4 separate regions of the Homo sapiens genome follow, and all the other regions are linked to region 2. A link is a contact called in ENCODE Hi-C or POLR2A ChIA-PET data. All regions are on one chromosome and are shown on one strand. Each heading gives the region's core, a stretch centred on a gene start or an enhancer-like site at or near the end of the contact. The rest is flanking DNA. Distances are from core to core; before and after follow the strand shown.

Evidence for each region. Hi-C counts contacts between places; a loop is a spot of excess contacts on that map. ChIA-PET counts read pairs that join two places held with the same protein, here RNA polymerase II (POLR2A). Pooled maps may share reads with other maps.
Region 1: a loop to region 2 is called in a map of natural killer cell, with 7 times the contacts of the local background. The contact joins two enhancer-like sites. A Hi-C loop is called at or near these places in 44 of 168 maps with a recorded cell type or tissue (B cell, CD14-positive monocyte, CD4-positive, alpha-beta memory T cell and 34 more), 15 of 37 single-sample maps with no recorded cell type and 20 of 50 pooled maps. POLR2A ChIA-PET finds 5 or more read pairs at or near these places in 6 of 52 experiments (HCT116, activated B cell, activated CD4-positive, alpha-beta T cell and 3 more).
Region 3: a pooled map shows a loop between it and region 2 (2.6-fold over the local background). The contact joins two enhancer-like sites. A Hi-C loop is called at or near these places in 5 of 168 maps with a recorded cell type or tissue (CD4-positive, alpha-beta memory T cell, Caco-2, K562 and 2 more) and 9 of 50 pooled maps. POLR2A ChIA-PET finds 5 or more read pairs at or near these places in 3 of 52 experiments (H1, T-cell and activated B cell).
Region 4: a loop to region 2 is called in a map of naive thymus-derived CD4-positive, alpha-beta T cell, with 5 times the contacts of the local background. The contact joins two enhancer-like sites. A Hi-C loop is called at or near these places in 1 of 168 maps with a recorded cell type or tissue (naive thymus-derived CD4-positive, alpha-beta T cell), 13 of 37 single-sample maps with no recorded cell type and 14 of 50 pooled maps.

The regions. Positions count from the first base shown.
Region 1 is chr1:116,150,846-116,153,545 of GRCh38, forward strand. No RefSeq gene overlaps it. Among named protein-coding and RNA genes, the nearest start is that of MAB21L3, 41 kb to the left of the region's middle. RefSeq lists a silencer at 1,242-1,661. Within about 2 kb of position 1,291, at least 20 of the 41 ENCODE cell types and tissues checked have a DNase peak (open chromatin) inside an H3K27ac peak, as active enhancers do; they include heart right ventricle, where a contact is called at or near this core.
Region 2 is chr1:116,502,707-116,505,406 of GRCh38, forward strand. No RefSeq gene overlaps it. Among named protein-coding and RNA genes, the nearest start is that of LINC01762, 25 kb to the left of the region's middle. RefSeq lists cis regulatory regions at 454-506, 1,235-2,216 and enhancers at 1,613-1,882, 1,721-2,015. Within about 2 kb of position 1,350, at least 20 of the 41 ENCODE cell types and tissues checked have a DNase peak (open chromatin) inside an H3K27ac peak, as active enhancers do; they include heart right ventricle, where a contact is called at or near this core.
Region 3 is chr1:116,231,781-116,234,480 of GRCh38, forward strand. No RefSeq gene overlaps it. Among named protein-coding and RNA genes, the nearest start is that of MAB21L3, 120 kb to the left of the region's middle. Within about 2 kb of position 1,396, at least 2 of the 41 ENCODE cell types and tissues checked have a DNase peak (open chromatin) inside an H3K27ac peak, as active enhancers do.
Region 4 is chr1:116,815,160-116,817,859 of GRCh38, forward strand. No RefSeq gene overlaps it. Among named protein-coding and RNA genes, the nearest start is that of CD2, 62 kb to the left of the region's middle. RefSeq lists an enhancer at 2,488-2,700. Within about 2 kb of position 1,437, at least 3 of the 41 ENCODE cell types and tissues checked have a DNase peak (open chromatin) inside an H3K27ac peak, as active enhancers do.

The sequences.
Region 1 (2,700 bases), core at 41-2,540, 350 kb before region 2:
ATAGATAATTGCATGAAGGAATGGATGAATACATGATTTTGCTCCATAATATGTATCTGCTTTGTGGCAGGGCTTGGATTTGAACCCGGGTCTTCTAATTCTCAGGCCAGGCTCTTTCCTCTACAAAGTAACATTTTGAGAGTCTGAAGAATCCCACATCTTTAGTTTTAGAGAAAGAAAAATTGCCTCTGGCTCCAGAAGCCTGTTTTCCCAGAAGGGCCTGGCTGTCCTCACTATGCAGAACACAGCTTGATGCAGCAGAGCTTGAGAATGCACACTCATGCTGCAGAGGGGCCAGCCTGGCAGCTCATCACAGCAGCCACTGACAACTGTGGGCACTGGTGGATACTTTGTAGCAGGTGTTTGCTGGACATGCCTAGCTTAACTGGGTTCCAACGTGCAACATGTAGACTGAACAACACACACACACACACACACACACACACACACACACACACACACACACACACTGCATTTAAACAAAGCACATCAGAAAAGAGTTCAGGCTTTCACCCTCCCTTCCTGCCAAGCACGGAGACAAACAGTACTGGTCTTGGTTCTCTTTGTCTCTGAGTCTAGACCATTCATTTCCTCTCATTCAACCAGCTTTATTTTTGGCGATGTAACTTTCTTTCGTGAGCATATATATTATGTTCTCAGACTTTGTAACCTATGAATCTCCTGTGAGGACCGACCTACGAATGCTCAGAATACAAAGGCCGGAGTGAGCAGTGCTCTCTGTGAGAGAGAATGTTACGGCAAATGAAAAAACCACCTTCACCACCTAAGCAGGATTCTTGCTTCTAATGCAAAATGTAACCTCCCTCTATAGGATGGATAGAGGGATATTAGGTTGAGCACTCAACACACTGGGGTGCTTACCACAGAGTACCCCAAAGTGTGGTTTAGGTCTGAGGGACCGGGTGAGCAAGGAAGGCTGCACCGGTGTAGGGACAGGCACAGTCTGGGTCCTTTGGTGGCCGGGGGTACAAAGGAAGCAGAGCCTGGGCTCCCATCCTCTCCTGCTGTCACAGCCCCTCCATGGAGGCCCTGGCCCTTCTCTCCTCCTCTCTCCTGCCTCTTTCCAGGATGTTCTTTGCCCCACAGTGAGATGTGAGGGGCATCAAGAAGGCTCCCTGCCATTGACTCTCTCTGTCCAGGGACCGCCATATGTGACTTGTGCTGTCTGTGACCAGGACGCGGGCTCTTGAAGGAGCAGCGAGGAGCAAGAGAGAGGGGAGCGGACGCCCCGACTCGCGCAGGGCTGAGGCTGGAGGGGAAGACTCACAGGGACTACGGTCTACGGGGAGGCCGCCTTGCGCGCCGCGGCTCGGAAGCGGCAGGGGGCGCCCGCGGCTCCTCGCGGCCCCGAGCCGTGAAGGGCTGGGGAAATTCCTCCCGCTGAAGGCAGAGAGCAGACTGGGACACTGCGGTTCCCGAGAGCCGCAGCCCCGCCGCCTCCGCCCACGCTGGCCCTCGGGAGGCGGAAGACTAGCTGACGGCGGCCCCCACACGCGCTCTGCAGCCTGGGGGTAACCCTCAGCCCACCCAGTGCCCAGCGAGGGGGCTCTGATCCACAGGCTCCGCCCAGCTCCCTGGGTCCTCTTTTCAGTGGGCCTCTTTTATTGCCTAGCACTGGGGATCGGGGTGGGGGGTGGACAGTTACCCCAGTATAGATACTGGCTCATCCGGACATATCTGTGCTGCTGCAGGGCACTCAGCCTCCTTCCCTGCAAGATTAGAGGGGCTGTGGAAGACAGAAGAAAGATGCTGTGCTCTTATGGACTCCTTTTCCTTAGACTAATGCCCACGGGGAAAGGAAAGGAAAGGGAAGGGAAGGGAGGGGAGGGAGTTAAGCGCTCCATCACCCCCAGGCCAGGCGTCATGGTAGGAAGGTCATAAAGAGGGTGGGTGGGTCAGAATGCTCCAGGAAAGGAAAGGATGGGACACCAAGATTTGCAGATACTGCCTATGTGCCTGGCACATATTTTAGGGGCTTTGTGCTTTATCTCATTTAATCCCCTCGGCACTCCTTTGGAGTAGGTAGGCAGCATAAACCCATTTTGCCAATGAACACTTGGAGGCTCACAGAGAAAAAAGAACTTGCCCAAGGTCATGGGCTGGAGTGGACAGAGCCATATTCTTTATGCGTTTGTCATAATGAGTTCCTTACAGTGCAGGTGACAGGAGAGACATGAAGGCACAGCCTACCAGGACCAGAAGTCCAGGAGGAAGACTCAGTCCTTCTGCTGGGCCCTGCAACCCTATGAGCCTCGCAGGAACCAAGAGAGAGGGAGTTGAGCAGAGAGGGACCCAGAGGCACCCTCTGTGGGTGCTGTTCCCTGACCTTGACATAGAGGACATTCCTCAACATGGATGTGGGTCAAGGTCCTTCCCTGATGGTGGAATGGGTGGAGCTCGTAGTGTGACAGATGGTAGAGAAAGGTGTTCTTACAATTGCCCCTGGGCTAACATTTTCCAGTTGTACCTTTGAACGCTCTAAAAAATCCTAAAAATCACTTTCACAAAAGTTAATCATTCACTCTGCAGGCCAGATGACCTTTGCTATGTAGTTGGGGTTTTGTTTGCTTTTTTTTTTTAAAGTCTTGTAGTTTGTAATTGGACACATATCCTTTAGGTGAAGAAGAAAATAATTTAGGGTCTAGTAAAAGGCTTGGTTTTCTTCTTGCCCTCCATCTC
Region 2 (2,700 bases), core at 100-2,599:
GGCAAGAGTGGGGCAGGGGGCAGGGGACAACCCTCAGGAGCAGGCTTCTACTGGGCGGCTTTGGAACTCATTCTGGGCTTCAGTTTCCTTGCTCTTAGAGCAGGAGCTGGATCAAACGATCTCTAAGGTCTCTTGTACTTTTGTGCTTCTCCAGCATAAGCCTGGGTGGGAGGTAGACTGAGATAAGAAGGACAGTGGTAACCAGGGGTCATCTAAGAGATGGCTTAATGGGGGATAACAGGGTAATTGAATAATAGGAGATTGTGTTTGAAACTTATCTCATCTGCATGAATTTCCACCTTGAGATTTTCTTGCATTGTCAGCCAGAAAAAAATAAATTGTAGTTTTGATAGATTGTGGGTGTTATAATCGATTGTGGGTGTCTATAAAAGATATAGATTTTTGGTGTCAGGCCTAGGTTCACTGAGGTAGATAGCTTCCCCTCTCTGAGCACCAGGCGTGCAAGTGTAGAGTAAGGATAAGAGTACATGGCTCACAGGGCAGCTGTGGAAGGGTCAGATGAGTCTCTGTACAGAGAACACATAGCACAATGCCTGGCCAAATTCCTGCAAATGTCATCTGTCCTCCTTCCCTCAAACCTCTTCTCCTCCTACTGCGGAGGGGAGCACCCGAACTGGAGAATAGAGTTAAACTAGTTCAAATTCTTCAAGAGTATAGTAAGTGCTCAAATGTGATTTGTCCAGTTCTTTCATATATAATATTCACAACAATCACATGGACCAGGTATTGCTATTCTGTTATACCGATGAGGAAACTGAAGGTCAGGGTTGTCTTCAGGTCATAAATAGAACTGAGATTTGAAACTCAGTCCAGTCTACTGAATCCAACCCCAAATACTCTTGTCACAGACTGAAAGCTACACATCAGGGGCAGATGCGGTGGCGGAGAATCCACTGGGAGAGGCTTCTGCTTGGGAGTTGCTCCAGAAAGCCCTACTGGTTTATGCAATCAGACATGATCCACCCCCATGTTCTTAGGCAGCCCTGGTGCCAGGGCCTTCTCACCCTTCATTCTAGCTGAAATGGAACCAGCATCACTGTCTCCCTATGCAAGGGGATCTCTCAACTTCCTCCTGTGGTTTGTCAAGTCTTTTATATCATGACCACTCCAATTCATCAAAGCGTTCATGCTTATTTTGTGCCTCAGTGTTTCACAATGATTTCACTCACTCCTGTTAGGTGAGTGGAGACAGCATTATTTTCCTCATGTTGAGGTTGGGAGCAGGCTCAGAGCAGGCTCAGGGAGCTTCCATCACTTGATGGAGGCCCCACAGCAGGGCCCGTGTGGGCAGCCCAGGACTCTGCACTCATGGCGCCTGCCACTGCAGAAGACGCCCTTCACCAGCCACTGGGTCTCAACAGTGTGGCTCCGGCAGGCCTCTCAGTGGGTTTGTGTCACCCAAAGGCTGATGAAGAACAGGGGGGTGGGGTGGCAGTGAGAAAGCACTTGGGAATTCAGTGATAACAAGGTCACCCATTCTCTCTCTGTCAGCAACTGATAGTGACAGTTGTAATAGTGACAGGCAGACCTGGATGGAAATCCTGGTTCCACCACTGACTAGCAATGTAACCTTAACCATGTTACTACTACACTTCCATGAGCTTCTGTTTTTCCATCTGTATAGTGGGACTAATACTACTTACCTACTCCTACTGAAGGGTGAGACGCAGCAGGCAATGCGCTTAGCACAGGGCCTGGAACATAGTAAATGCTCAGTGGTAATAGTGCATAGTCTTCCTTAAACTTGCAGTGACATTTATTTCACCATGATTAGCAGCTGAGGCTGTGGGGTGACATCAGGGTGATGAGTCACTTTGTCTGGCTGGGTCTTACATCCGGGGCGATGTTCTGTTGCATCCACCACCCTCCCCTGCCCCAGCTCAGGGCCCTAACAGTCTAGCAGGGCTGGGACTTTCTGAAAGGCTCCCCTGACCACACCAGTTCCTCAGGAAGCCTCTCAACCCCAGCTTCAGCTCTACTGACATCGCCTTACTTCCCTTTAACCCCTTTTGAGGCCCAGTTTAGAATCTGTATCTCAGCCAGAGCTCTTTCCATGCCAGCTTTGTCCACGCTGTTTACTCCTGGATAGTTCTCAGGCCCAGCCATATACCAACCCAGTGCCTGCAGTCAGGCAGACCTGGATGGAAATCCTGGTTCTACCACTGACTAGCAATGTAACCTTAACCATGTTACTACTACACTTCTATGAGCTTCTGTTTTTCCATCTATATAGTGGGACTAATACTACTTACCTACTCCCACTGAAGGGTGAGACGCAGCAGGCAATGCACTTAGCACAGGGCCTGGAACATAGTAAATGCTCAGTGGTAATTCCAGCACTTTGGGAGGCTGAGGCGGTCAGATCACTTGAGTCCAGGAGTTCAAGACCAGCCTGAGCAACATAGTGAGACTCTGTCATAAAAGAAAAAAAGAAATTGCTCAATGAAAGTGTGTGTGTGTGTGTGTGTTCCTCCTGAGCATTTTACTTTTCTTTGCTATATTTTTCCACCATATACCAATTACAGACCACATGGCTCACATCATTTCTATCTTCTCAAGCATCCTGGTTTCTTTTCATCCTTTCTTTTGTTTTTGGCTTTCTAGCTTCTTTTTTCTGGACTTTTTTTTTTTTTTTTTTTTGAGACAGAGTCTCGCTTTGTCACCCAGGCAGGAGTGCAG
Region 3 (2,700 bases), core at 146-2,645, 270 kb before region 2:
TTCAATAGAAAATGAATACAAAGACTATTTAATGGACATGCTGGGTGAAGGATAAACTACTTTCCTCATAATACAAACATTTATACAGCATTTATTATCTTGGAGGAAATGAGCTAGGAAATCCATGGGCAGTATGGTGCAATCATGCCCCCCCACCATCCCAATGCTGTGGCACAGAAAGTTTGGCATGGAGAGCCGGTCAGAGCTCTGTTTGAGTCCTTGATGTGAGACACTGGCCAAGTGGCAAGCTCTTGTTGCCACAGGTCTGTAAAATGGAGATGAGAATACCTACTCACGAGGTTCCTGTGGGGATTTGATGAGCTATAAGTAGGCATGCCTGCTAGGTATTAGGAGTTTAATTTTTGAATATGTTAGTTCCTTTCCTTCTCAGAAAGCTAACATTGCAGTTAGGGAGGTAAAGTCACTAACAGGAATTTACTTGAGGTTAACTGCCTTTCCAACAGCCTCACCTTTCTGAACCTTGCAAAAGAACCACACAATCTAGGAAGGTGGTACTTATCGGGAACATAAGTGCTGCTTATTGGGATAGGTGACATGCAAACCACAGGATATAAGCACAGGTGAGAGGACACCAGCTCAGGTGAGAGGGCAGGAGTGAAGGCGAGAGGGCAGGGATACAGGTGAGAAGGTTGGGGTGCAGGTCTATGCCAAGTGGGTAAGGTCAAGCATGTATGGGGTTGGAGGGCAGGAAAGGAGGTGGTGGTGCGTGACAGGGAATGTGCCTCCCTTCCTTGAGTCACTTCTTGTCTTCTTGGCAATCTTTAAAAGCATGTCTTGAATTATCAAAATGATATATGCTTGTAAAAAGAAAAAGTCCAAACACTGCAAAATTGTGTAAGTTCTTTATCAAATTCATGTCCATTGCTTCTCTGATTCTCCCAGTCCCGCTGCCTAGCACTAAGTATTAACTGATGTTGTCCTTCCATACCTTCATCTATGCCAGGTCAAACATTTTTTAAAAAATTTTTAAATCATTGCTTTAATTTTAAAACACTGTTTTACCCTAAGAATTGTTCTGCAACTTGCTCTTTTCATTTTTTGTTTTTTTACTCGAAATCTATCATAGCCAATGTTCCACATCAGTAAGTACAGATGTACCTCATTATTTTTGAAAGTGCTGAATAGTACTACATAGCACAGATAGATATAATTTATTTAATTTGTTCTCAGTAAATTGTCCTCAATTTTTTGCTATTATAAACAATGGGCAATTTCTTCATTAATTCCACAGATGTGAACTGAGTAGTTACTATGTATTAGCCACCAGGCTGTGCCTTAGAGACACAAAAGTGAGTAAAAAGGTCACAGTCCTGTGCCCAAGGATCTCGTGGGCTGGGGAAAGCCTACTTCAGTGCAATAATCACACAGGCCAATGTAAATTGCAACTGTGACTGGGAGGCACACAACTCTCTCGGGGATTAAAATAAGAAGCTGTGACTTTGACAGGAAGTGGAGGAGGGCTTCCATAGGGATGATGGCTGAGGCAGTAGCAGTCACCTAGGTGCAGTAGGGTTATAGCTCTTTCATGCAGAGAACAGCTGCAGAATAGGCCAGCTGTGAAAAGAGCTGGAAAGCACAGGACTAAGGCAGACCAGAGTGGCAGTGGGTGGAGCACAGGGAATCAGTGGGGAGGAGAAGCAGCCTGCAGGGCTAGACCAGCAGGGCCTTGAGTCCACTTATGAGGTTTACCCTCTCTCCTGAGAGCCATGTGATTCCATGAGCGTGTTTAATGCACAGCGTGATGCACAGTGGACCTGTTAGGAGGGACTGCTCTGGTGGGAGATGATGGAGCTTGGCCTATGGTGGTGGCTATGGAGGGGAGAGAAGGGAATTCTTAGAAATATTAAGGAAATAAATGTCATTATTAGGGGTTTGGTGACAGAAGTCATGGGGCCTGTGGCCGGGGGTGAGATATCAGAGTGACTCCTAGATTTCTGGCTTGTGTGATTTGCAGTGAGGATACCACTTACTGAGATAGGCAACATGAACCACAGAGGGGGGTAAAGTGGAGGGGGAAAGGAGAGGGCAGGACACAGCCACCTCCCTTGGGCAACATTTGCCATCACTCTCCTTACTAAATATACCCTGTCATAGTAATTATCTTAATTTAATGTAATTGTTCCCTGTTGGTTCATTTTTCTACTTTTACACTCTTCAGGAGCGGGATCTACACCTTTTAATCTTTAAATCCTCACTGCTGTAAAAAATAACTGAAAGTTGTGTGGCTTAAAACAACAACAGAAATGTACAGTTCTGGAGGCCCGCAGTCCACGATCACAGCGTGGGCAGAGCCACACCTCCTCTGAAGGCTCTCTGGAGAATCCTTCTTGGCCTCTTCCAGTGTTTGGAGGCCCCTGGCATTCCCTGGCCTGGGGCAGCATCACTCCATGTCGTCTCTGTTTTCACATGGGCTTCTCCTCTGTGTCTCTGTCCTCCTTTCTCTTAAAAGGACAACTGGTACTGAATTTAGAGCTCACCCTAAATCCAGAATAATCTCATTTTAGGCTCCTTAACTTAATTACCTCTACTAAGGTCTCTTTTCCAAAGAAGATCACATTCACAGGTTCTGAGGGTTAGGACATGGACATATATTTTGTGGGGTCTCTACTAGACCCACTACACTCAGTAAGCACTGGACGGATGAGAGTCGGTCATACAAAGAACAGGGTACAGTTTAAT
Region 4 (2,700 bases), core at 187-2,686, 310 kb after region 2:
GTAACAGCAACCTTCCCCCCTCACCCTCCAGGCCTTGGCCACACAGCGACAGGTTTTGTTTTGTGGCAAAATATTTTGTACTCAAGATTATTACTTTTTCTTTTAAAATAGTAACATTAATGTTCTTTCTGCTTATAAAATTAATACATACTGACTGATGAAAAATTAGAAAACTGAGAAAAAAATGAGAAGAAAATAAAATTTACCCAAATCCCAGAGATAGCCAGTGTTAACATGGTAGTACATTCCCTTCTAGTTCTATTTCTGCACATCCGTGTTTTAACACAGTTAAGGACTTTGAAGCAGTTGTATACCCTGCTTTTTTTCTACTTCTCATTTTGTAAGCCTGTCTCCACATAAAGTTCTTCGTACACATATTTAAAGGTGTATAGCTACCCATTCATTTGGCCACTCCCCAACTGCTGGATATTTAAGTTGTTTCCAACTTTTTGCTGTTACAAATAACATGATATTCAGCTTTTTATATAAGTTTTGGCCCACATTTCTAGTTTTTTCCTAAGGATGCATTCCTGGAGGCTATGAATATTTTAAGGCTCTTGATAGAAGCTGTTACACTATTTTTCAGAAAAGTTCTTTCAAGACACTCTTTTCTACTAGCAACAAATGAGAGTGTTCCTCTCATTACAGTTTCAACAGCTCTAGATATTATAAATTTTTTATCAAAATAACATAGATTATTTTAAAAATCAGTATTCTCAAAAGACATAATAAAAGACACCAGTCCCCTGGCCTACCGTGCTCTGCCCTCCTGTTCACAGCCCAGATGCCACTACTCTTAATGTTTTTAGATTATTTTAGGTATTTACAATAATATGTTTATTTCATAATTTCAAAATTTTAGACATTATCTATTCATTTACTGCTGCAAAAGATTAGGACTTAGCTAATTTACATCAACTCCACACTTCCTCACTCTTTTCTTCTCACATCCTCCCAATAAACTTATATCGCTGTGTTTAAGCAAAGCAATAATAAATCTACAATTATTAAGTAATATAACAATAATATCTTGTTATAATTACCATTAATATATTTGTTATGTTATAATTAACAAAATAATAATTGTTGTAACTGCACAAATATTATTCAACACGTTGTATATTAATATTATGCATTGACTTCTCTGTCTCTTTTTCTTTAGGCTGGCATTTTTAATTGTGCTTTTCTTCTTGCATTGTTCTCCTTATAGTTCACATTTGGCACCATTACATCAAGTATTCTTTTAAGTCTCCCATTTTCCTAAAGATCTTCCTGCCAAAGTTCTTCATACTCATGTTTTAAGATGGACCAGGAATCAAATTATTATCTAAACAGAATTCTAATTAATCTAATTTTTAATTCTCTGACTCTGCCTTTTGGTGCCGGAAGTTTCTGAGCCTTGAGGTGCTGCGGGCCAGCCAGCTGTCATCCTGTCTGCACCCTACGGTGGCTCTGTGGGCACATCAAGCTGTGGTTTCTTCCAGCCTACTCTTTCAAACACCAGTTTGCAAGAATTCTGTTGAAATTTCTCACTCTCAGATAGCCCATATCCCAGTGATTCTCAACTCATGGTGAATTTGTCCCCCAGGGAACATCTGGCATACTGCAGATAATTTTCGGTTACCACAACTGAGTTGGGGTTGCTACTGGTGTCTAGTGGGTAAAGCCCAGTGATGCTGCTAAGCGTCCTGCGATACACAAGACAGCCTTCAACAACAAATAATTATTTATCATTTCAGTAGCTTCTCAGGATAAAGAAGAGGTTAACATGTATATTCAAATTGACATCTTTTTTTTGAGACGGAGTCTCGCCCTGTTGCCCAGGCTGGAGTGCAATGGCGAGATCTCAGCTCACTGCAACCTCCTCCTCCCAGGTTCAAGCGATTCTCCCGCCTCAGCTTCCCGAGTAGCTGGGATTACAGGCGCCCGCCACCACGCCCGGCTAATTTCTTTTTTTTTTTTTTTCTTTAGTAGAGACGGGGTTTCACCATGCTGGCCAGGCTGGTCTCAAACTCCCAACCTCAGGCGGATCCGCCTCGGCCTCCCAAAGTGCTGGGATTACAGGCGTGAGCCACCGTGCCCGGCCTCAAATTGACATCTTTATATCATTCAAGTTCTTGGAGATTGTTTCTTCAGTCATAAAATGAGATTGGTCCTTACTACTATTAGGACTAAATAAGATGATGTACAAACAGGATCCAAAGCATAAAATTTTTTCGAAACTAGTCAGAAGTTATTATTTTTAAAAATGTTTTGATAGTTTGGCAGATTAAAAATGCTACCTTGTTTAAATTTACATTTTTTGTACTGGTGAGGCTGAAATACTTTCATGTGTTTATTTTGCAATCTGCATTCATTCTGCTGTGATTTGCCCAAGTCTTTTGTTAACATTGATTGACAATAATATGTTTATTATTACCCACAGGCTCTGGCCCTGCCAGCATGTGACTGCAAAATACAGTCACATTTACTTTAATATTGAAATCACTCTGAATCACTACATCACAAATTAATAAGAAATTTGCTGTTTACCTAGGGTTTCTCTTCCCAAGTGACTGTGATTCCCCTGAGTTAAATGGCTGTCCTCGTCACTTGCTGCCCCCTGCTGGGAGAGCAGAAACTCACTCAACACTAGAGGGGCTGCACTCCATGGCTATCTGGGGACCTCCCCACACTTTCTTGGGATGGCCCCACCTGCTG